Linked DNA regions of Homo sapiens: region 2 is linked to region 1. A link is an interaction called in ENCODE POLR2A ChIA-PET data of the cell type or tissue named here. Cell type or tissue: OCI-LY7. All regions are shown on one strand. Each heading gives the region's core, and the rest is flanking DNA. Links, peaks and the distances in the headings are about the cores only. Region 1 overlaps FAM117B (family with sequence similarity 117 member B). Region 2 overlaps FAM117B (family with sequence similarity 117 member B).

Evidence for each region. ChIA-PET counts read pairs that join two places held together with the same protein. Peaks named below come from ENCODE experiments on the same cell type or tissue, not always from the same donor. Only the 100,000 strongest peaks of a DNase experiment are listed, where the experiment ranks them.
Region 2: POLR2A ChIA-PET joins it to region 1 with 11 read pairs; 2 of 35 experiments call an interaction of 5 or more read pairs at or near these places.

What each region holds. Positions count from the first base shown.
Region 1 is chr2:202,746,975-202,758,586 of GRCh38, forward strand. It overlaps FAM117B (family with sequence similarity 117 member B), which reads left to right. Exons shown (of 8, transcript NM_173511.4): 5 at 8,564-8,707; 6 at 10,239-10,464. Among named protein-coding and RNA genes, the nearest start is that of FAM117B, 120 kb to the left of the region's middle. In OCI-LY7, for the core only: no CTCF peak of the experiment used is centred there; a DNase peak (open chromatin) is centred at 3,927; H3K27ac peaks cover 271 bases.
Region 2 is chr2:202,659,974-202,671,585 of GRCh38, forward strand. The region is part of intron 1 of FAM117B (family with sequence similarity 117 member B); the gene reads left to right. Among named protein-coding and RNA genes, the nearest start is that of FAM117B, 31 kb to the left of the region's middle. RefSeq lists an enhancer at 6,456-6,535. In OCI-LY7, for the core only: no CTCF peak of the experiment used is centred there; DNase peaks (open chromatin) are centred at 5,597 and 6,608; H3K4me3 peaks cover 1,519 bases; H3K27ac peaks cover 2,256 bases.

The DNA.
Region 1 (11,612 bases), core at 2,084-10,083:
CAAAAACCCACTATGGGCCAGTATCCCTATTGAACATAGATGCAAAAATCCTGAGCAAAATACTGGCAAACCAGATCTAACAACACATCAAAAAGGTAATATAGCAAGATTAAGTGGGATTTATTCCAGTGATGCAAAGATGGTTCAACATAGACAAATCAATAAATGTGATATATCACATCAACAGAATGTAGGACAAAAACCAACAATCATTGTAATAGATACAGAAAAACCATGTGATAAAATTCAGCACTCATCCATGGTAAAAACTCTCAACAAATTAGGCATAGAAGGAAAATACCTTGACATAATAAAAGCAATAGGTGACAAACCCACAGCTAAATTGTACTGAATGGGGAAAAGCAGAAAGCCTTTCCTCTAAGAACTGAAACACGACAAGGGTGCCCATTTTCACCAGTTATTCAGTATAGTACTGGGGGTCCTAGCCAGAGCAACCAGATGAAAGAAAAAAAAGGCATCCAAACTGGAAGACAGAAAGTCAAATTTTTCTTTACAAATGACATGATCTTATATATGGAAAAACCTACCCATTCCAATTTATCTGTACATAAAATAAGAACCAAAAGACTACAAAAAAAATCACAAAACTGATAAATGAATTTACTAAAGTCGCTGGATACAAAGTCAATATATAAAAATGAGTAGTGTTTCTATACACTCACAGTGAACTAGCTAAAAAAGAAATAAAGAAAGCAATTCAGGTTACAATAGCTAAAAAAGAACAACAATAAAAAACCCTGAGAATAAATTTAACCAAGGAAATGAAAGATATCTACAACAAAAACTGCAAACACTAATGAAAGAAATTGAAGAGGACACAAATGGAAAGATATCCTATGTTCATAGGAAGAATTCATGTTGTTAAAATGACCATACTATCCAAAGCAATCTATAGATTGATTGCAATTAAAATATTAATTGTTTATGTTAAAGTACCAATGACATTCTTCACAGAAATAGAAGAAACAATCCTAAGATTTGAATGGAACCACAAAAGTCCCCAAATAGAGCCATACAAAGCAAAAAGAACAAAGCTAGAGGCATCATACTACCTGACTTCAAAATATATTACACAAAGCTATAGTCATCCAAACAGCATGGATCCACGGAACAGAATAAAGAACCCAGAAATAAATTCATGCATTTCAGCCAGCTGATTTTTCACAGAAGTGCTAAGAACATACACTGGAGGAAAGAACATCTTCAATAAATAGTGCTGGGAAAACTGATTTATGCAGAAGGATGAAAGTAGACCATTATCTCTTACCACATATAAAAATCGACCTAAAATGGATTAAAGCCTTAAAGGTAAGACCCAAAACTACAAAACTCCTGGAAGAAAACATAGGGGAAATGTTTCAGCACATTGGTCTAGGCAAAGATTTTATGGCTAGGACTACAAAAGCCTAGGTAACAAAAAAATATATACAAATGAGACTATATTAAATTTAAAAGCTTCTGTACAGCAAAGGAAACAACAGAGTGAAGAGAAAACCTGTTGAATGGAGGAAAATATTTGCAAACTATTCATCCAACAAGGAACTAACATCGAGAATCTTCAAGGAACTCAATAGCAAAAAACAACAACAACAAAGAATCCCATTAAAAAATGGGCAATCTGACTAGACATTTCTTAGAAGAGACAGATTAAATGTCTGACTAGACATTTCTCAAAAAAAGACATAGATTAAATGGCCAACAAATATATATTTTAAAAAGTTCATCTTTACTAGTCATCAGGGAAATGCAAATCAAATCCAAATCCATAATGAGATATCACCTCACCCCTGTTAGAATGGCTGTTATCAAAAAGACAAAAATTAACATATCAAAGGGATACCCTGCGCTCACATGTTTATCGTAGCCACTCTCGGTAGCCATTGTATGGAATCAACCTAAGTGCCCATCAACAGTTGAATGAATAAAGAAAAATGTGGTTGTGTGTGTGCGTGTACATGTGTATACATAACTGATGAGTATTTCATTGTGTATTCTACAATATAAAAACTGAAGGAATGAGAGCACTGGTAGTTTATGAAACTTAGCAAAGGTTTAGAAAAAATAAATCCAATTTAGAGAGTTTCATGAAACATATATATTCATAGAGTGCAGATAAAAATGTGAGGAGTAAAAATATTTTACTATTTGGTTTGGCATTATGAATCAAAGTCCTGAAAAATCTTTACTATCCTTTATGTCCCCCCAGGAAAATAGCTCCTCACCCCAGGAATTTATTCTAAGGAAGTATTTACATATGTGTGCAAATAATTGTCTAGGAGGATGTGCATGACAGTATGGTTCTGTAATAGTGAAAAATTGAAAACTATTTGTTTAATAGAGCATTGATTTCTTAAGTAATGCCCTCATAAAAAAATTATGCAACTATAAAAATGATTTGGTTAAACGTTTTAAAGCATAGAGATAGGTTACAGGTCTGGTATAATGTTAAAAAAAAAAAACCACTGGGTTCAGAACACTAGGTACGATCTGTTTCTGGTTAAAAGTGTATATGTATATAGAAGAAAAAGGACTAGATAGAAGAGTTTTTATAAAATTATTAATAGTTGTTATCTCTGGTGATTGACATGTATTTAATTTTCTTTCTTCACTGAATATTTTTTTTACTTTTGCAATAAAGAAAACAATGGCAGTCCAGGCACAGTGACTCATGCTTGTAATCCCTGTACTTTGGGAGGTCAAGGCTGGGAGGATCACTTGAGGCCAGGAGTTTGAGACCAGCCCGGGCAACATAGTGAGACCCTATCTCTAATTATATTTTTAAAATTATTTAAATAAAAAAAGAGTAAACAATGAAGTTAAAAATAGTTTCTCAGGGCAGACTTTTTATGGACATATTCAAGTTCTCTGGATCACTATATCTCTGGCTTATGTTTAAGTATGTTCTTAAGTCTATTGAAAACTGTAGAAATAAAAAAAATTAAAGGTGAGTGTATTAGTCTCTTCAGGCAGCCATAACAAAATATTATGCATAGACTACGTGACTTTACACAACAGAAATTTATCTTCCAGTTCTGGAGACTCTTAAGTGCAAGATCAAGGTGCCAGCAGGGTTGGTATTTGGTTGAGGGTTCTCCCCTTGGGTTGCAGACAGCTCCCTTCTTGCTGTGTGCTTATATGAGCTCTTCGTGTGCATGGGAATGGGAGGTGACTCTCTGGTGTCCTCTTGGACCGGGGCTGCCTCCCCCATATGACCTAATTTAAACTTTACTGCTGAGTGGGCACAGTGGCTCATGTTTGTAATGTCAGCACTTTGAGAGGCTGAGGCTGTCTGATTGCTTGAGCCCAGGAGTTTGAGGCCAGCCTGGGCAACATGGTAAAACCCTGTCTCTACCAAAAAAGTACAAAAATTAGCCAGGCATGGTGGCATGTGCCTGTAATCCCAGCTACTCGGGAGGCTGAGGTGGGAGGATCGCCTGAGGCCAGGAGGCAGAGGTTGTAGTGAGCCAAGATCATGCCACTGCACTCCAGCCTGGGCAACAAGGTGAGACCCTGTCTCAAACAACAACAACAAAACAAAACTCAACTACTGCCTTAGATGCCCCATGTCCAAATACAGCCACATTGGCAGTTAGGGCTTCAACATATGATTTTGGGGGGACACACACATCCATATACCAGCCTTGTTGAACAAGCATCTTATATGTTCTAGGCTCTGTGCTTGGCAGTGGCACTAAAGAGATTAATAAGACATAGTTTCTCTCCTCAGGTTAATTGTAGAAAAATAATCCAAAAGAAAAAAATACCACCTCTGTTCCCAGGTGTAGCTTGCTTCTGATATTTTGGGGAAATAGTCTTTTTTTCTGGGTGAAATATAAATCTGTGTGTGTGTCTGTTTTATACGCATGCATTGGCTTTTGGTTGAATAAACATGAAGGGGCAAAGGAAGAATGTTCTTTTCACTTCCTGCTTTTGTGAAATATCTGGCGTATATGAAACTTTTGTTCCAGTAGGTAGAACAGAAAATGTTGAGAAATTAGGTGTGTAGGTTTCTAGAGAGAAATTATAGAATTTATTCTATAAACATAGAATTTATGTTTATATTTGAGGAAAGGGAAAATCAAAAAATATAAGGGCTAAACCCTTGAAGACATATAGATAAGCTTTAGTCCCATAATTTTCTGTTTGCAAATTTGCAAAATTATTTTACAATTCACCTAAAAATTGCATCATTCTTTACAGATCACTCTGTGTTACTTGAAGTTTATAGCTCAGCTGACTACTGCAGGTTACATCAGAAATTTGAGTTTTTATACCTATGGAGTGTTAGTGACTTAAAGTTTTATTGTCTGACCAGTACTTGATTTATGACATTGATTGTGCTTTAGCCACCCACTAAACTGTATATAGAGTTGTCACCGCTTATGAAAGCTGAAAGGGTCTAACCAGGACAAGTGTTCACATCAAATGAACTAGACTAAGAGAATAGATCTATGGATATGGCTAAGATCTTCCTCAAAAAAATAGTTTTGAGGCTGGACACAGTGGCTCACGCCTGTAATCCCAGCACTTTGGGAGGTCCAGGTGGTGGATCACCTGAGGTCAGGAATTTGAGACCAGCCAGGCCAACGTTGCGAAACCTCATCATCTCTACTAAATATACAAAAATTTAGCTGGGCGTTGTCGCGGGTGCCTGTAATCCCAGCTACTCGGGAGGCTGAGGCACAAGAATCACTTGAACCCGGGAGGCTGTGGTTGCAGTGAGCTGAGATTGCACCACTGCACTCCAGCCTAGGAGACAGACCGAGACTCCATCTCAAAAAAAAAAAAAAAAAAAAAAATAGGTTTTGACAATTGTATATCTGTGCACCAAAGATCTGAGCTATGGAGAGTGGCTCAAAAATATAAGTTGAATTTTTAAAAATTATATAAATTTTCTCTATAAAACACTTATAGAACACCCAAACTTAAAATTTTCTTTCCTTTGGTAGTGGATGCTGAGAATGGAAAAGGGATCAGAAAGAAGAGATGGAAGTAAAGGGAATAAGTAATACAGAAGCTTGAGGCTGTGGGGAATGTGGGAACAGAGGGACTTATAAAAAGGGAAAAATTAGGAGACACTATATGTGAAAGAAAATAAGTGACACTTGAAAAAAATGTGAAAAGATAATTATTTTAAGAATAAAATACATAATAGGGAAAATACAAAATAAAAATTGCAGCTACTGTTTTCTGAGCATTCATGCTTTAGACGCCAGGCACCATACCAGGTTTCCTGTCATTTCATCTTTAAAGCCATGAGGTAGGTTTCTGTGTCCTGTGTTACATATGAGGACCCAACACTAACTGAGCAGTGGAGACATCCTCTCTCAGCACTTCTGCGTGGAGCTTCCCCTTGGCCTTTTTTAATCACAGATTTCTTGTGTTTGCCAAGGATTCTTGTTGTATTTATTATGCTTTTTCTTTTTTTTTTTTTTTTCCAGTTCTGAAGGGGAGCAGGAATAAAAGGAGAAATAGAGATTTAACACTAAGTTCTGTATCAGACAGCAAGATTATCAGGGAATAAAACTGATGGTCATTGATTAGAATCATTTCTAATCAGTGTTACCTTTGTCTTCCTTTGTCTTTGTCTGTTACCTTTGTCTTCTTGCCCACCTCTTCCTGAAAGAGGTTTTCCAAAGAAACTTTCCTAAATGAAGGATAGGTTAATCACATTTCTTTGCTAGACAGCAGAAGAATCTGCAAGATGTTTATCTGGCACACTGATGTTACTAGCTTTGGCGGATACCTCTGTTAATGCTTGTTTCATATTTTATTTTGAATATCTTGTCAGGAAACAAGTAATATCCTGTAATTATGTAACCAGATAGTTCTTTCCAAAAGTAATACTGTGACAATAAAAACATTTTTAATTTAAAAATCTCTACATAGATTTTGGAAGTGGTTCTGTTAAATAAATAAGTCATATTGTGAAAATGGCCATACTGCCCAAAGTAATTTATAGATTCAATGCTATTCCCATCAAACTACCATTGACATTCTTTACAGAATTAGAAAAACTATTTTAAATTTCATATGGAATCAAAGAAGACCCTGTATATAGCCAAGACAATCCTAAGCAAAAAGTACAAAGCTGGAGGCATCATGCTACCTGACTTCAAACTATACTATAAGGCTACAGTAACCAAAACAGCATGGTACTGGTACCAAAGCAGACATATAGACCAACGGAGCAGGACAGAGACCTTAGAAATAACACCACACATCTACAACCATCTGATCCTTGACAAACCTGACAAAAACAAGCAATGAGGAAAGGATCTCCTATTCAGTAAATGGTGCTAGGAAAACTGGCTAGCCATATGCAGAAAACTGAAACTGGACCTCTTCCTTATACCTTATACAAAAATTAAGATGGATTAAAGACTTAAATGTAAAACCCAAAAGCATAAAAACCCTAGAAGAAAACCTAGGCAATACCATTCAGGACACAGGCATGGGCAAAGACTTCATGACAAAAACACCAAAAGCAATTGCAACAAAAGCCAAAATTGACAAATGGGATCTAATTAAGCTAAAGAGCTTCTGCTCAGCAAAAGAAACTATCATCAGAGTGAACAGGCAACCTACAGAATGGGAGAAAACTTTTGCAATCTACCCATCTGACAGAGGTTTAATATCCAGAATTTACAAGGAACTTAAACAAATTTACAAGAAAAAAGCAACCCCATCAAAAAATGGACAAAGGATATGAACAGACTCTTCTTAAAAGAAGACATTTACACGGCCAACAAACATGTAAAAAAAAAAAAACATGAAAAACTCAACATCACTGATCATCAGAGAAATGCAAATGAAAACCACAATGTGATACCATCTCACGCCAGTCAGAATGGCAATTATTAAAATAAGTCAGAAAACAATAGATGCTGGTGAGGCTGTGGAGAAATAGGAATGCTTTTACACTGTTGGTGGGAGTGTAAATTAGTTCAACGATTATGGAAGACAGTATGGCAATTCCTCAAGGATCTAGAACCAGAAATACCATTTGACCCAGCAATCCCATTACTGAATATATACCCAAAGGGTTATAAATCATTCTACTATAAAGACACATGCACATATGTGTTTATTGCAGCACTGTTTACAATAGCAAAGACATGGAACCAACTGAAATGCCATCAATGATAGACCAGATAAAGAAAATGTGGTACATATACTTCATGGAATACTATGCAGCCATAAAAAGGAATGAGATCATGTCCTTTGCAAGGACATGGATGAAGCTGGAAGCCATCATCCTTAGCAAACTAACACAAGAACAGAAAACTGAACACCGCATGTTCTCACTCATAAGTGGGAGTTGAACAATGAGAACACATGGGCACATAGAGGGGAACACACACCAGGGCCTGTTTGAGGTGGGAGGTGAAGAGAGGGAACTTAGAGGACTGGTCAATAGGTGCAGCAAACCACTATGGCACACGTGTACCTTTGTAACAAACCTGCATGTTCTGCACATGTATCTTATTTTTTTTAAGAAGAAACAAAAACAATAATAAACCCCCCCCAGAATATAAATAATTATATAGATTAATCTGTTCTCATGTTGCTGTAAATACCTGAGACTGGGTAATTTATAAAGAAAACAGGGGCTGTGCATGGTGGCTCACACCTGTAATCCCAGCACTTTGGGAGGCTGACATGGGCGGATCACAAGGTCAGGAGTTTGAGACCAGCCTGGCCAATATGGTGAAACCCCGTCTCTACTAAAAATACCAAAAAAATTAGCCAGGTGTGGTGGCGGGTGCCTGTAGTCCCAGCTACTCAGGAGGCTGAGGCAGAAGAGTCGCTTGAACATGGGAGGTAGAGGTTGCAGTGAGCCGAGATCACATCACTGTGCTCCAACCTGGGTGACAGAGTGAGATTCGTCTCAAAAAAAAAAAAAAAAAAAGAGGCTTAATTGACTAACAGTTCTGCAGGCTGTACAGGAAGCATGACGCTGGCATTTACTTGGTGTCCGGGGAGGCCTCAGGAAACTTAAATCATGGTGGAAGGCAAAGGGGGAAAGACACAGGTCACATGGCCAAGCAGGAGCAAGAGAGAGAAGTGGGAGGCGCTACACACCTTTAAACAACCAGATTTCGTAAGAACTCACAGTACTAAGAGGGACTGTGCTAAACCATTCATGAGAGATCCACCCCCATGATTTGGGTGAGACATCCAAACTGTATCATTGTGGCACTAGGAGAGTTTAAAGTTATATTCTGAAATCTGAGCTCTGTTACAGTCGTAAAAGAATTTCTGAGGTTGACATTCTTTTACTATATTTATTTATCCCTGTTCCCTTTGCAGTCGTTCACAGATGTGAATAAATGTTCAAAATCCTACCTTCATTGTGTGGGATTTGGGTTTTAAATTATATTTCATACATGCTAAGGAGCAGGTTTGGTCACTCACACTTTTTGTGAGGCCTGTAAACTTTGATTTATTTTTGAGTTACTTATGTCTGTTGGAATTACGCTTCAGCCTAGAAAATTAAAAGGTAATGTTAAGCCTCTCTTCTCCATCCCATTTTCTTAAGGCTCCTGTTCCAAAGAGTGCACTTATTCCTGTAATTCCCATCACCAAATCAACAGGCTCCCGGTTCCGGAATAGCGTGGAAGGATTGAATCAGGAGATTGAAATAATAATTAAAGAGACTGGGGAAAAGGAAGAGCAACTTATAGTAAGTGATCTTGTATCTTAAAATCATTCTTGAACTCTTATAATTATTAAAAATGCACAGTTTGGGTTTCCATATTTACTTGGGTTTCTTCCTTCTCATTGAGAGAGCAAAAATTTATCTCTTTTGAAAAATCTTTGACCTGGGTGAGTGAATGAAAAGTTTTCATTTTGTTGCATGTCATAGAGGCAACTGATCTGACTTGAATTTGGATTACTGAACAGAAACTATTTTTTGTTTGTCTGTATTTAGAAACCATTAGGTGATATACTTCTTATTTGCTGTAACTCCAGTTAACAAAAGTTTAGCTTACTAATTATGGGGGGCAGAAGTTTACATGACATTGAATACCTTCTAAGCATGAATCTGTCTGCTCCTTTTTTGAATGTCAGTGACTATTTGGTTTTGGTTGACATGCTAGGCTATGTCATCATAAAGTACATTTAGAAATTATCTGGCTGTGCACAGTGGCTCACACCTGTAATCCCAACACTTTGGGAGGCCAAGGTGGGCGGATCACCTGAGGTCAGGAGTTCAAGACCCATCTGGCCAACATGGTGAAACCCCGTCTCTACTAAAAGAATACAAAAATAAGCTGGGCATGGTGGTGCGTGCCTGTAATCCCAGCTACTTGGGAAGCAGGGAGAATCGCTTGAACCCGGGAGGTGAAGGTTGCAGTGAGCTGAGATCGAAAAAAAAAAAAATTCTGCCTATTCTCTTTACTGACTAGAATACACATGAGAATAGTTGCTATGTAAAACAGAAAAATTAACTGTTTTGGTTTAAAAACCATGCCACAGAGTATATTTATTTATCTAACCGTCTCTCTATTCTTTAGTGAAGGAGGAATTGAGTATTGTATTGATGCTTAAGATCCTCTCCCTTAAGATAAAAGGTTGGTTTAGCTTAGAGAAAATACAGCTCCCCACACCCTCTCCTCCATCCTGCTTGATGGGGTACAGATTCCCTGATGTAATAAAGGTAAATGAATCAAAGACGTGCAGGGAGTTGGTTTCCTTGCTAAGTGATCCACACAGGCTTTCCTCTGTGTGTGTACTTGATTTTCTCCCCATCAACAGCACTTCTGTGATTAACCTTTCCCCCATTTAGGAAGGTTGACTTGAAAAAATCCTTTCAGGGCGTGGCATCAGTGTTCCTGGTTCACATGATGAATAACCTTTTTCCTCTAATGTGGAACCTAGTGTTACACCTAGATTTCATGGCCCTCATTTATAATTTTTAAAATAACCCTTAGCACACGATAAGTGATTCAGTACAATTCATTTATTCAGCAAGCATTGGCCACCTGCTGTATGCCTGGCCTTGGGAATACAAAGTCTTCACCGAAGACTCTCAGTGTGGGGGTCAGATTAGACAGGGATGTCACTAACGTGCAACATGAAATCCTAATAAGTAGGAAGGGATTTCTGATTTGTGAGTCTCTGGCACTATATGGGAAGGTTGACATTGGGTTCATTGCTGGTGATTCGAAATTAATTATAAATATACCTATGTTTTTACAATTTTGTAACAGCCGCAAGATATTCCAGATGGCCATCGTGCTCCACCCCCCCTTGTACAGAGAAGTAGCAGCACGCGCAGCATTGACACACAGACGCCTGGTGGGGCAGACAGGGGAAGCAACAACAGCAGCCGTTCCCAGTCCGTGTCCCCAACATCGTTCCTCACCATTTCCAATGAAGGTAGCGAGGAGAGTCCTTGCTCAGCGGATGACCTGCTTGTTGATCCCAGAGATAAAGGTACAGTGCTGGAGGAATGTGCTACTAGATGATAATGGAATACCTCCTCTTGTATCATTCATTCTATTCATTTTCTAGCAGAACACACACACTCGAGGCTACTCAGTTAATGTGTTCAAAGCCTAGGTTTTCAATTTGGAGTGTAAACAGGTTTGACTGTCATGCTCAGTTGATGGTCTAGTTGGGCAAGTTTATGAGCTTTTGTTAGTTTGTAGCTCTTTTTTTGCACTTGTTAATACAACTTCCTTATTGGTGAGAAACATTCTTTTTGGAATAAATGAGATGAGCACTTGCTCTGAAAAGCACTTTGGTCTCTGTCACCTGATAGTCATGATTTTATTACCTTAATGCTTTTTAAATCAATACAAAGCCTTCAAGTTAGTGTTTTTTAGGATCTGTACTTGTGACATTTTAAACAAGGATTAAACAGATTTATATCAATGCAGGATGAGTGTTTAAAGCAAGCCTGATGTAAAACGTTGGAGGGTACTTTTAAAAATAACCTTAAAATACCTTAGAAGTTACTTGGAAATAGAAGCAGTTTGAATGTTAATTACAAATATTCTTGCCTTTTAAAACAAATATTAGCCTTGCATCTATGTCAGGACAGTATTTTCTTAGCCTAATCCTGGTTACGTTGTGTACTTGAAAGCAATAATAATGACATTTATTTATAAATTCTAAAGCTCAGTTCAGTAGTCATTTATTTAGAACCTCCTCCATACAGTGTGTTGAATGTCCTAAAATGCCCTGCTGTTAGGACTGGCTGCTACTACTACTCATCACCTAAGACATTAAAACTGTGACAAGCGCAGAAGACAGACGATTCACTGAAGAAGTTACTTTAAACTGTGGGAAGTTGTAAACTGTTACTCTTTGGACTTTTATTGCTAGCTTCTAGGTCTGATAAAACACGGGTCAGATAAAATCTGGCCCTTGATTTCCCATACTTTCTACTTCTACGTCAATAACATGTAGAAAGTCTATAAATAAATAAACTCAATAAATGTTGTGTCCTGATCCATTTGATTTTAGTAGCTGGTTGGCCTCTGTGAATTTCTTTTGTAGGAAAACTGGGCTGTAGTGCTGCTGCCAGCAAGGAGTTTGTAGCTTAGCTGGTACAGACTGAAAATTTAGAACAGATATTT
Region 2 (11,612 bases), core at 1,970-9,969, 87 kb before region 1:
ATTTCTGTTGATCTATTTTTAGGCTTACTGTTTCTTTCTTCTGTCACATTCTGTTATTCAGTCCATTCAGTAATTTTTATTTTAGTTTTTTTAATCTAAAATTTTCATTTAGTTCTTTTTTATAGTTTCAATTTCTGTATGAAAATGTTTATCTTTTCATTAATTTCATGTGTATTTGCCCTTACTTCAGAAAGCATGATTATAATAGCTGCTTAATTTTTGACAATTCCAAAATCTGAGCCATCTTAGGGTTGGTGTCTCCTGCTTGTTTGTACATTTTGAATATTTTACTTGAGACTCTGAGTCCTATTTAAGGCACCTGGAAATGTTGAGTTTTTTCTTTTAGCAGGCAATCAGACTGGTTGGATTCATACTCCAAGTGTCATCTTACCTTCAGTGGGCTGTGGTTCTAATGTCAATTTACTTTTCACAGTCTTTGCAGTACTATTTGGGTCTGTCTTTTGTGTATGTACCTCCCAGGAGTCAGTTTGGGACCTGAGTGGTGGTCGGTATCTATATCTTAATTTAGGTCTGAAGATCTGTGTTATACTATTTTGGGTCAGTTCATACATGCACAGCCTTTAGGTGTGCCTGGAACTTCATACATGGATTTAGGAGTGTTCCTTTTTCAGCTCCCTGTTCTCCATGATTTATTTTCACACTCTGTTTCCCAGGAGATCTTGTCCTCATTCTCTGATGACAAAGCCAGGATTTTTAACCTCTCCACACTATCATGAACTTCCTACAACTGGATATGCCTCTAGACCAAGATGGTGACAGAGAGGAAGAAATAACCTGGTTTCTCTCTGCACTGTTCCAGTTACAGAGCCTCAGTTCCTCTGGTCAGAGGGAAGGATTCTCTCAGTTTTAGGTGCCTTTGTGGTCACTGCCGAAGCCATAGGAGTGCAGTTTTGTGACCAGTACTTGACTTGGGCTAGGGCCAGAAGAGTAAAAAAGAGAGAAAAAGAGCTGGGATTCCACCCATAGCCTTCATCCTGCAGGGCCCTCCTACCTAGTCCATTGGCCACAAAGAAAGTGTTTCTCCTGGACTTTTTCCTGCCCACTCCTACTGTGCAGTTCTAAGATTTGGGATGCCCTTGAATCTAATCCAGGACATATGGGAGGGGGAAAAACTCAGTGAATCACTTCCCTATCAGCTCTTCTAGTTTTTGTTTTGTTCCCAAATCTAGCTGCCATTATTTACTTTTTTGAATCCTCGGAGGACTCCATATATGCTGTCCGGGTTTTTAGTGATAATTGGTGCTAGAGATAGAAGTGTGTTAGTTCATCTTAGCCAGAACTGTAGGCATTTCCCACCCTTACTCCATCAACTTTTAATTTCAGATGCGTATTTGAAAGTCTGAGTACAGTATGAGAAATAGTAAAACTGTAAAAATAGGAAAACAATTATAGTAAAACTGTTAACTGTTACTGAGTACCTTCTATATTCCAACTATAATGCTAAGTGTTTTGAATATGTAATGTAATTCTTAAACTGCCTTTATAAAGTAGGTATATTACCATTTTAATATTGAGGTTAATTATTTGTGGTCAGATAGCTATTAAGTGGTGTAATGAGTGTATAAACCTGGGCCTTTACAGACTCCAGAGTCGCTCATCCACTTGCTGAGTCAGCTAACATTAAAAAATTATATTTTTAGGCCAGGTGCATTGGCTCACACCTGCAATCCTAGCTCTTTAGAAGGCTGAGGCAGGCAGATCACCTGAGGTCAAGAGTTCAAGACCAGCCTGGCCAACATGGCAAAACCCCGTCTCTCGTAAAAATACAAAAATTAGCCGGGCATGGTGGCGCGTGCCTGTAATCCCAGCTACTTGGGGGGCTGAGGCAGGAGAATAGCTTGAACCCGGGAGGCGGAGGTTGCAGTGAGCCGAGATCATGCCACTGCACTGCACTCCAGCCTGGGCAACAGAGCAAGATTCCATCTAAAAAAAAAAAAAAAAAAAGATCAACAATCCCACGATCCCAATACTGGGTAAGTATCCAAAGGAAATGAAATCAGTATGTCGAAGAGATACTTGCACTCCTGTGTTTATTGCAGAGCTATTCACAATAGCCAATAGCCAAGATAAGGAATTAACCTAAATGCCCAACCACAGGTGAGTGGATAAAGAAAATGTGAGGTAGGTGTGTGTGTGTGTGTGTGTATGTGTGTATGTGTGTGTGTGTACGTGTACAGACTGGTAGTATATAGAAATACCATTCAGCCATAAAACAGAATGAAATCTTGTCATTTGTGGCAGCATGGGTGAATCTGGAGGATATTATTATATTAAGTGAAATAATCCAGGCACAGAAATACAAACACCACATGATCTCACTCATGTGGAATCTAAAAAAATTCGTTTCATAGGAGTAGAGTAGAATATTGATTACCAGAGGCTGGAAGAGGAGGTGATAGAGGAGGAGGGGACTGGGAAAAGTCAGTCAACTGGTACAAAGTTGCAGTCAGGAGGAATAAGTTCTAGTGTTCTGTTGCACAGTAGGGTGACTATAGCTAATAGCAATGTAGTCAAGATAGCTAGAAGAGATTGTGAATGTTATCCTCACAAAGAAATGATAAATGTTGGCTGGGTGCAGTGGCTCACGCCTGTAATCCCAGCACTTTGGGTGGCTGAGGCGGGTGGATCACAAGGTCAAGAGATCGAGACCATCCTGGCCAACATGGTCAAACCCCGTCACTACTAAAAATACAAAAATTAGCTGGGCATGGTGGTGGTGCACGCCTGTAGTCCCAGCTACTTGGGAGGCTGAGGCAGGAGAATTGCTTGAACCCGGGAGGCGTAGGTTGCAGTGAGCCGAGATCATGCCACTACACTCTAGCCTGGCGATACAGTGAGACTCCATCTCAAAAGAAGAAGAAGAAAAAAAGAAATGATAAATGTTTAAAATGATGGATATAATTACCCTGATTTGATTATTATACAGTGTATTCATGCATTGAAACATCACACTCTTATCCTGTAAACATGTACGATTGTTAATTAGAAATAAAAAATTAAGAAATAACTATTTTTAGCTTCAGAATAATGAAGCGTTAGAAGCACTCTTTTTAAAATTATACATTCATAGTTTTATAACCTGCTCTTTCCACTTAAAATATTGGCAACAATTTCCATATCAATAGGTACACTTCTACAACATTTTAATTGCTATGTAGTATTCCATTGTGTGGATCTTCCACATTTATTATTGGGTAGTCTTTTGCTGTTATAAACAGTGCACAGAACGTTAATTTCCATTTGGTACTAGGTTGAGTTCCATTGTGGTTTGAATGTGATTGCAGAAATTGAACTTTTGAATTCTGACTGTGCACTTGTGCTGAAGATATTATGCTATGTGACTCAGCTGTGGGTAACTCTATAGTTAGTGAACTTTATTATAGGAAATAGTGTTATTGTGCTACATTTATATATAGAGAGTTTTACTGGTTTTTATTGAAAAGCGTGTATCTTTTTATTTAATGGCGAACATTACTTAATATGTTATAATCTTCTCTGAAATAATAGTATGTGTTTTATACATTTAGTACTTTGCTGGATTAAATTCATTACATCATTCACATTCGATATTCAGTCACATTAAGCCTTTTTTTTTTTTTTTCTTTTGAGACAGAGTCTCACTCTCCTTTCCCAGGCTGGAGTGCAGTGGCGCGATCTTGGCTCACTGCAACCTCTGCCTCCCAGGTTCAAGCGATTCTCCTGCCTCAGCCTCCTGAGTAACTGGGATTACAGGCACCCCCTGCCACACCCAGCTAAGTTTTGTATTTTTAGTGGAGACGGGGTTTCACTATGTTGGCCAGGCTGGTCTCAAACTCCTGACCTCTGGTGATCTGCCCACCTCGGCCTCCCAAAGTGTTGGGATTACAGGCGTGAGCCACTGCGCCCAGCCCCATTAAGCTTTTTATATACCAGATTTTGTTCAAAGGCTGCAGACCAAACCTTTCATTTTTGTTAACTGTCCTGTAAAGTATACTGATACAAGGTCTATGAGGTTAAAATATGTGGATGACACAGTGCAAACTCATTATTTCCAAAAAAAAGCATGTTGAACCACAGTTCCTATCAGTGAATCTAGAAAACTATTTTTATATGCAAATAATACATTCCAGTTCATTTATATACTTCTGTGCATTTTCACAAATAATAACTAATTATCCCATGATATCCCTCTTTAAGGGTGAGTGTCATTAGCTCCTGATGATTTGAGTACATTTAATTAGATATCTTTTCTGAAGTTATATTTAACTGAAAGAATATATTGACTCCAGAGGTTTTAAGCTGTTCTTTTCACTGCCATTTGTGTATATGGTAGGAAAAATGATAAAAATATTTGAAAGAATTAGCTTGGCAACATAGTAGAATAGCCTGGAATGTCTGAGAACTGCTCAGTGATTTGTGTGGCTAATAGTGCTAGGTAGAAGGCTTAGATTAGTCTTAGAATTGGCACAAGACGAGAATGAGACAACTGAGGCATTGGCCCTGGATACATGTTTTTGGTGTCTGCCAGAAAGCTTGGTAATTGAGATAAATAATATTTAAATAAAATGCTTCAAAATAAAAATTAATTTAACACAATTCAAAGAACTAATTATGAAAATTTTAAAGATAGGGTCCAACAGGGCAAAGATTAAGAGTCATGCAAGTACATGATTGAGTCCTGTTTAAAATTTTGATAGTTCGTTATCATGCATGACTTACCTTGAGTAATTTATCTATCTAGTAAGTTATTTTGCCCTCAGAACACGTGCCTCATTTGCCTTACCGTAGTAGTTTTGGCCTCGCTTATAAGAAGTCAGTCTGAAGGAATTACGGGTTTCTCTGTGGGTCAGTGTATTAGTTTTCTATTGATATGTGATAGATTGCCCCAAATATAGCAGCTTAAAACAATATCCGTTTATTATTTCACAGTTCTGTAGGTTGAAAGTTGGGGCGGGGAGGAGGCTCCACTGTGTTTTCTGCTCAGGGTCTCAAAAGCCAATATCAAGATCAAGCTGGGTTTGGCTTTTATCTGGAGACTTTGGTGGGGAAGAAGGTGCTTCCAAACTCATTCATGGAGTTGACAGAATCCAGTTCCTTGAGGTGATAGGACTGAGATGACTGCATTGTCGTGGACTGTTAGCTTTAGGGGTCACTCTCAGCTCTGAGGCGGCTCTCATATCTTTTCCACATGACCCTCTCAATTTTCTTTTTTCTTTTTTTTTTTTTGAGACAGAGTTTCGTATGCTGCCCAGCTGGAGTGCAGTGGTGTGATCTAAGCTTACTGCAACCTCTGCCTCCTGGGCTCAAGTGATCCTCCCACCTCAGCCTCCCAAAGTGCTGGGGTTATAGTTGGCCAACCCTCTCAATTTTCAAAGCCAGCAGTGGAATATCTCTCATATAGAATCTTTTTTACTTGCTCTTCTGCAGCCAGCCAAAGAAAACTTTCTATTTTTAAAGGGCACTTGTGATTAGATTGGGCCCTCCTGGATAATCTCCCCATTAATAACTCACTACTAACTGATTAGCAACCTTAATTTCATCTACAGAATCTCTCTTGGCACATGATGTAATCGTGGATGTGATATCTCGTTGTGTTTTCAGTCCTGGGGATTAGGACAGGAAATCCTCTTTTTGTTGTTGTTGTTGAGACAGAGTCTCACTCTATCACCCAGGCTGGAGTGCAGTGGTGCAATCTCGGCTCACTGCAACTTCTGCCTCCCAGATTCAAGCAATTCTCCTGCCTCAGCCTCCTGAGTAGCTGGGACTACAGGTGCATGCCACCATGCCTGGCTAATTTTTGTATTTTTAGTAGAGACAGGGTTTCACCATGTTGACCAGGCCGGTCTCGAACTCCTGACCTCGGGTGTTCTGCCTGCCTTGGCCTCCCAAAGTGCTGGGATTACAGGCGTGAGCCATGGAAACTGGCAGGACAGGAAATCTTGGGAGACCATTTTAAAATTCTGCCTACTGTAGTCAGCTAAGAAACTAATACAAACCATTCATCCTACTCACTGGTAGTGACTTATTGATATAAATATTACAAACACAAACAAATAGCTATAAATATGTATTATGGCAACATTTGTTATGACTAAAATTTGACAGAAGAAAACATTCATTCTGCAATTTGTGTCTGCATAGTTTGCTTAAATTGGGAATGGTATTGTTACAAAGCAAACCTTTTGATGATAGAGACTTTGTTGAGAAAATCTGATATAGTCAAAAGCAGATTGGGTCTTTATTATAAACTTTACATTAAAAACAATTGAAACGGAAGTTATGTTAGCAAAATAAACATGAAAATTGAAAAAAAATAGAAACAGTTTACCTATGGTTTTCAGAAAACTAATTTAAAAAATGTTGACTCATTGAAGTTTGCATTGGAAAAATACTTTGGTAAAATGTTTATTGGTGTTACACGTTCACAAACGCACACACATATGTACCATATGTACAGTCATAATTCTAGGTGAGGATGGCAGACAGAAGGCTTGAAGAGTCAGAGAAGTTCAGCCAGCCACATTTTTTTTTAAATTGTATCTGAGCATGTACTATGTATGTTTATATTTTGACACTGCTAGCTGGGTTTTCACTGGTGGGTGGGATGTGGGGGTATGTTACAGACAACTTTCACTTTCTACTGTATTCACTTCTGGTTTTTGACTATTTTGAAATAACATGTTTCGTTTCATTTCTTTTTTTTTTTTTTTTTTGAGACAGAGTCTCGCTCTGCTGCCCAGGCCAGAGTGCAGTGGCGCGATCTTGGCTCACTGCAACCTCTGCCTCCCGGGTTCAAGTGATTCTCCTGCCTCAGCCCGCTGAGTAGCTGGGACAGCTAATTTTTTGTAGTTTTAGTAGAGATAGGGTTTCACCGTGTTAGCCAGGATGGTCTCGATCTCCTGACCTCGTGATCCACCTGCCTCGGCCTCCCAAAGTGCTGGGAGTACAGGTGTGAGCCACCACGCCCGGCCAGTATGTTTCATTTCTATAATAAAAATGCAGATCGAAAATCTGTGTTGTAGCAGTGATTTAAAATAAAGTGAAATGATTTTTAAAGAGTTTAAAAATAGAGTAAAAATGTCGTAAAAACTGGGACTTGCTCCAGGCCTCTATTTGAGTTACTTTAGTAAATTTTTCTTTTTTTTGAGATGGAGTCTTGCTTTGTCGCCCAGGCTGGAGTGCAGTGGTGCGATCTTGGCTCACTGCAACCTCCGCCTCCTGGGTTCAAGCAGTTCTCCTGCCTCACCCTTCCGAGTAGCTGAGACTACAGGCACGTGCCACCATACCTGGCTAATTATCATATTTTTAATAGAGACGGGGTTTCACCATGTTGGCTAGGCTGGTCTCGAACACCTGACCTCAAGTGATCCACCCGCCTCGGCCTCCCAAAGTGGTGGGATTATTAGCATGAGCCACCACGCCCGGCCTAAGTATTTCTTTTTGAGGCAGCTTAAAGAAAAAAAGCTTTGTGTATGTGTGTCTGTGTGTCTGTGTGTGTGTGTCTGTGTTTGTGTGTGCGTGCGCGCGCATGTGCTGTCTCTTTTTCCATAGAAATAATATTGCTCTGTTCTTGAATCCAATTATTACAATGAAGGTGATAATTATGTAGAGAGGAATAACTGTGTCAAGGTATTCCTGAATGGTACTGGTGTTATGTTTTAGACCAATCTCAAGATAAACCTTAGCCATTTGGCCCCACTAGATAGTGTAGGGATCTAAACTAAACTAGATAACCTAAGTTAAATTACCTATTTCTACTCAAGTTGAAGTAGTATGCTGGCTATATTTTTTTCTGCTAGGTTTCAGTCTTTGGAGGCCTTTGGGATATTGACAGATGAGGAGATAATTGATAAGTAGTGAAGTGGACAGCTAGCATGGCTGAACCACAGAAAAGAGTAGTGGATTGAGGTTATAGGGTGATAATAGTGAGGATAGTAGTAGAGTAGTATTAGAAGTAAAATCACTGTTCCCAGGCATGGTGGCTCATGCCTGTAATTCTAGCACTTTGGGAGGCCCAGATGGGAAGATTGCTTGAGGCCAGGAGTTTGCTTAGGCAACACAGTAAGGCTCCATCTTTAAAATATATATATATTGTAAATATATATCATATATTTTATAAAAATATATTTATATAAAAAATATTTTTATAAAATATATATTTTATAAAAATATATAAATATATAATTATATAATACATACATATTATATTATATAATATATATTTATATATTTTTATATAATATACAATATAATATATATTAATATTTATATATTTAGATACATATATAAAGATATAAAAATATTTATATATTAAATGCGGTGGCATGCACCTGTAGTCCTAGCTACTTGGGAGGCTGAGGTGGGAGGATGGCTTGAGCCCTGGAGTTAGAAGGTACAGTGAACTCTGATCTGGGCATAGTGGCGGGTGCCTGTAATCCCAGCTACTTCGGAGGCTGAGGCAGGAGAATTGCGTAAACCTGAGAAGTGGAGGTTGCAGTGAGCTGAGATCACGCCACTGCACTCCAGACTGTGTGACAGAGCGAGACTCTCTCTCAAAAAAAAAAAAAAAAAAAGAAAAAGAAGGTATAGTGAACTCTGATTGTGTCACTGTACTCTAGCCTGGGCTACAGAGTGAGATCTTGTTCCTAATAAATAAATAAATAAATAAATAAATAAATAAAATAAAAGAACATTTTCTAAAGTGTGGTATAGGATGGTAGATTTTGGGTCAAGTTTTATTTTCTGTATCAGCAAAGAAAAAGGAAAGAAAGTAATATTTGAATGCATGTCTCATGCATTAAATATATGCCTCTAAGGGCTGTGTTTATTTCCATTTCATAAATGAGAATACTCAGTCCAAGAGAACTAAGTAATTTAATGTTTCAGAGAATTTCTAAATGTGGGATTTCAACTCATGTCTGCTTCGTTTTGGGGACCATGTTTTTAAAGTCTTCTCACAGTGTTATATATAATATAATTTAGTCAACATTAAACCTATTACGAATAGGTATCCTACCAAGTTGGATAATTTGAAAGAACACCAAAATAAGGAATAATATATGCCAAAAGTTCCTCCCTTCTTGCAGAAGGGTTCAGACAGTTTCTGGTTGAAGCAGAGATTAAATACATTGATAAATCAATAGACAGAGTGATCTGGAATAATTGGTAGAAATTGGTTGTAAAATGGTGTTAGGGACAGATTTTTTTTAGTCTTTTAAACCCACATCTTGATTTGATAGACACAAAAATCATGATATGATATTGGAGATTTCAAAATAAGTATTTCAAAATTAAAACAGCAGTGATTCTAGGAAGAAAAAACTTAATCTTTAAAACATAGATATTTTTCTGTACCAGTCATATGGTATCAGTGTGGGTGGGGCTACTTATTTATCACCAGGCTTTTCAGTCCCAAATAGTATGGAAATCTGTGAATTGTTCTGTTTTTATTACCTGAGTGCAATAAAAAAGATTAGCTTTGTAAAATAAGGAGAGGATAAAGTTTGCTTATTTTCGGGAGTGAATCAGAAGATGTTCTTCCTCCTCAAATTTTCTAGATTTTTTTTTTGGAAGTTACTCTGTTAACTGAATCAAATTTGAATGATAAAAACTATCATTTGAGATGTTTTTGCCAACATGGAACATAACTAAGAAAAAATGTTTTTCACATTGTTTCAAGTGGGATTTTCAGGCATGTCATTATGAAAGTATTTCCTTAAATCATCTTTCAGAACAAAAATATGGATGAGTATTGCTTTTTTTCCGCCTTATCCTTGAGTGCTTTATTGGGTCAAAGTTGAAGAAATATTAAAGCACTAATTTGCTTTATCCAGTTTGTTGGATTTTTTTCTTTGTTTGCTTGAAGTATTTTTCTAGACTCTTGATTGCAAATGACAACTCAGCTTAAACTAAGCAGAATGACAGTAGAACTGAAGAAATAACCACAAACATAGATAGATGTGGCCACAAAAATTAAGTACTTTCAGGACATTCTCTTAATTTCTTAATCTTTCATTTGGGTCTGTTTGTTAGCTTCATTCTCACATACTGTCTAAGTACTTTCAGGACATTCTCTTAGTTTCTTAATCTTTCATGTGGGTCTGTTTGTTAGCTTCATTCTCACGTACTGTCTAAATCAACAAATCTTTATTGAGTACCTGCTATGTGCTAGCTACTATTTAGTTGCTGGGGAAACAAGTGATGAAATAAGACATACCAATTTGTTCCAAAGGCTTAAGGGGCAAAAATGAAAAGAGAAATAAGACACATCAAGCTTCTGTCCTCAAGGAGCATACTTTCTTTTTTCTTTTCTTTCTTTTTTTTTTCTTTTTTTTTGAGATGGAGTCTAGCTTGTCACCCAGTCTAGAGTGCAGTGGCACAGTCTCGGCTCACTGAAACCTCTGCCTCCTAAGTTCAGGTGATTTTTAGGCCTCAGCTTCCTGAGTAGGTGGGATTACAGGCGCCTGCCACCATGCCCAGCTAATTTTTGTATTTTTAGAGACGGGGTTTCATGAAACACGTTGGCCATTCTGGTCTTGAACTTCTGACCTCAAGTGATCCTGCCTCAGCCTCCCAAAGTACTGGGATAAGCCACCGCCCCCTGGCCAAGGAGCATACTTTCTAGTGTAGAGACTTTGTCTACATAGCAGGGAACAGGGCCACAGACCATTCAAGACTCATATTTCCGTCTGCAAGACCCACAAGGCAAGAGGGCTTCTTCTCCACCAACTCCAGCTAGAAAAATTACAGGGAAGGATAATGTTTCATTCTGCGCCCATTTCAGAGTCAGTTACTGCATCCAGAAGAATGAATTATTGTTATTAGCTGAGCCTGGTCATGTACTCACCCTGTTAGGGACTAGCATCTGTTACCAAAAGACAGGAAGGTCTGGGGCAAATGAGTATACTGGGCAGGCAAAAATAGTGCTACCATGGTGTTTGCATTTTGAAGTTTAATTCCTTGTATTTAAAGCTGCAAATAAATTTGCCAAATATGCAAAGCTTTACTAATTTTTGAAAGCTTGAAAGTGTTGATCTTTCTCCTTATTTCTAAATCTAAAGTAATTGTGATCTTCAGTTTCATATCCAAAGAGCCAGACAAATAACTTAATGATTTAAACATATTGCTTCCCACATAATTCACTGTATTGACAGGAAGGTTGTAGTTTTGTCGATCATAAACACCGTTTTGAGATTAATGCTACATGGTGTTTTAATTTGGGTTCCACCAAAAGAAGACCCTGAGACAAGGATTTGTTTGGTTCCAAATAGTTCATTTAAGAATGTTGAAGAAGTAGGAAAGAGACAGGGAAGGGACAAAAGTTAATAAGCGTGCTTTAATAAGTAGTATACCACACTGGGCAACTGGTCATCAGTCTCGCTGAACTCCCTCTGCTAGATTACATAGAGAATATGCCTCTGGATTGTCCCATTGAGGGATAAGACATTTACTACCTCTTGCCCTTCACTGGTTGAAGTTTCTGGGAATAACTCCCAGGCTCTCTTGCTTGTCCTGCTGCCAAGCTGAGTATGCTCCTTCAGGCAGAGAAAGCTCTGGCAGAGAGGCTCAGATGCTGAGAAATTGTCTGGAGAACTGTTCATAGAAACTGCAGG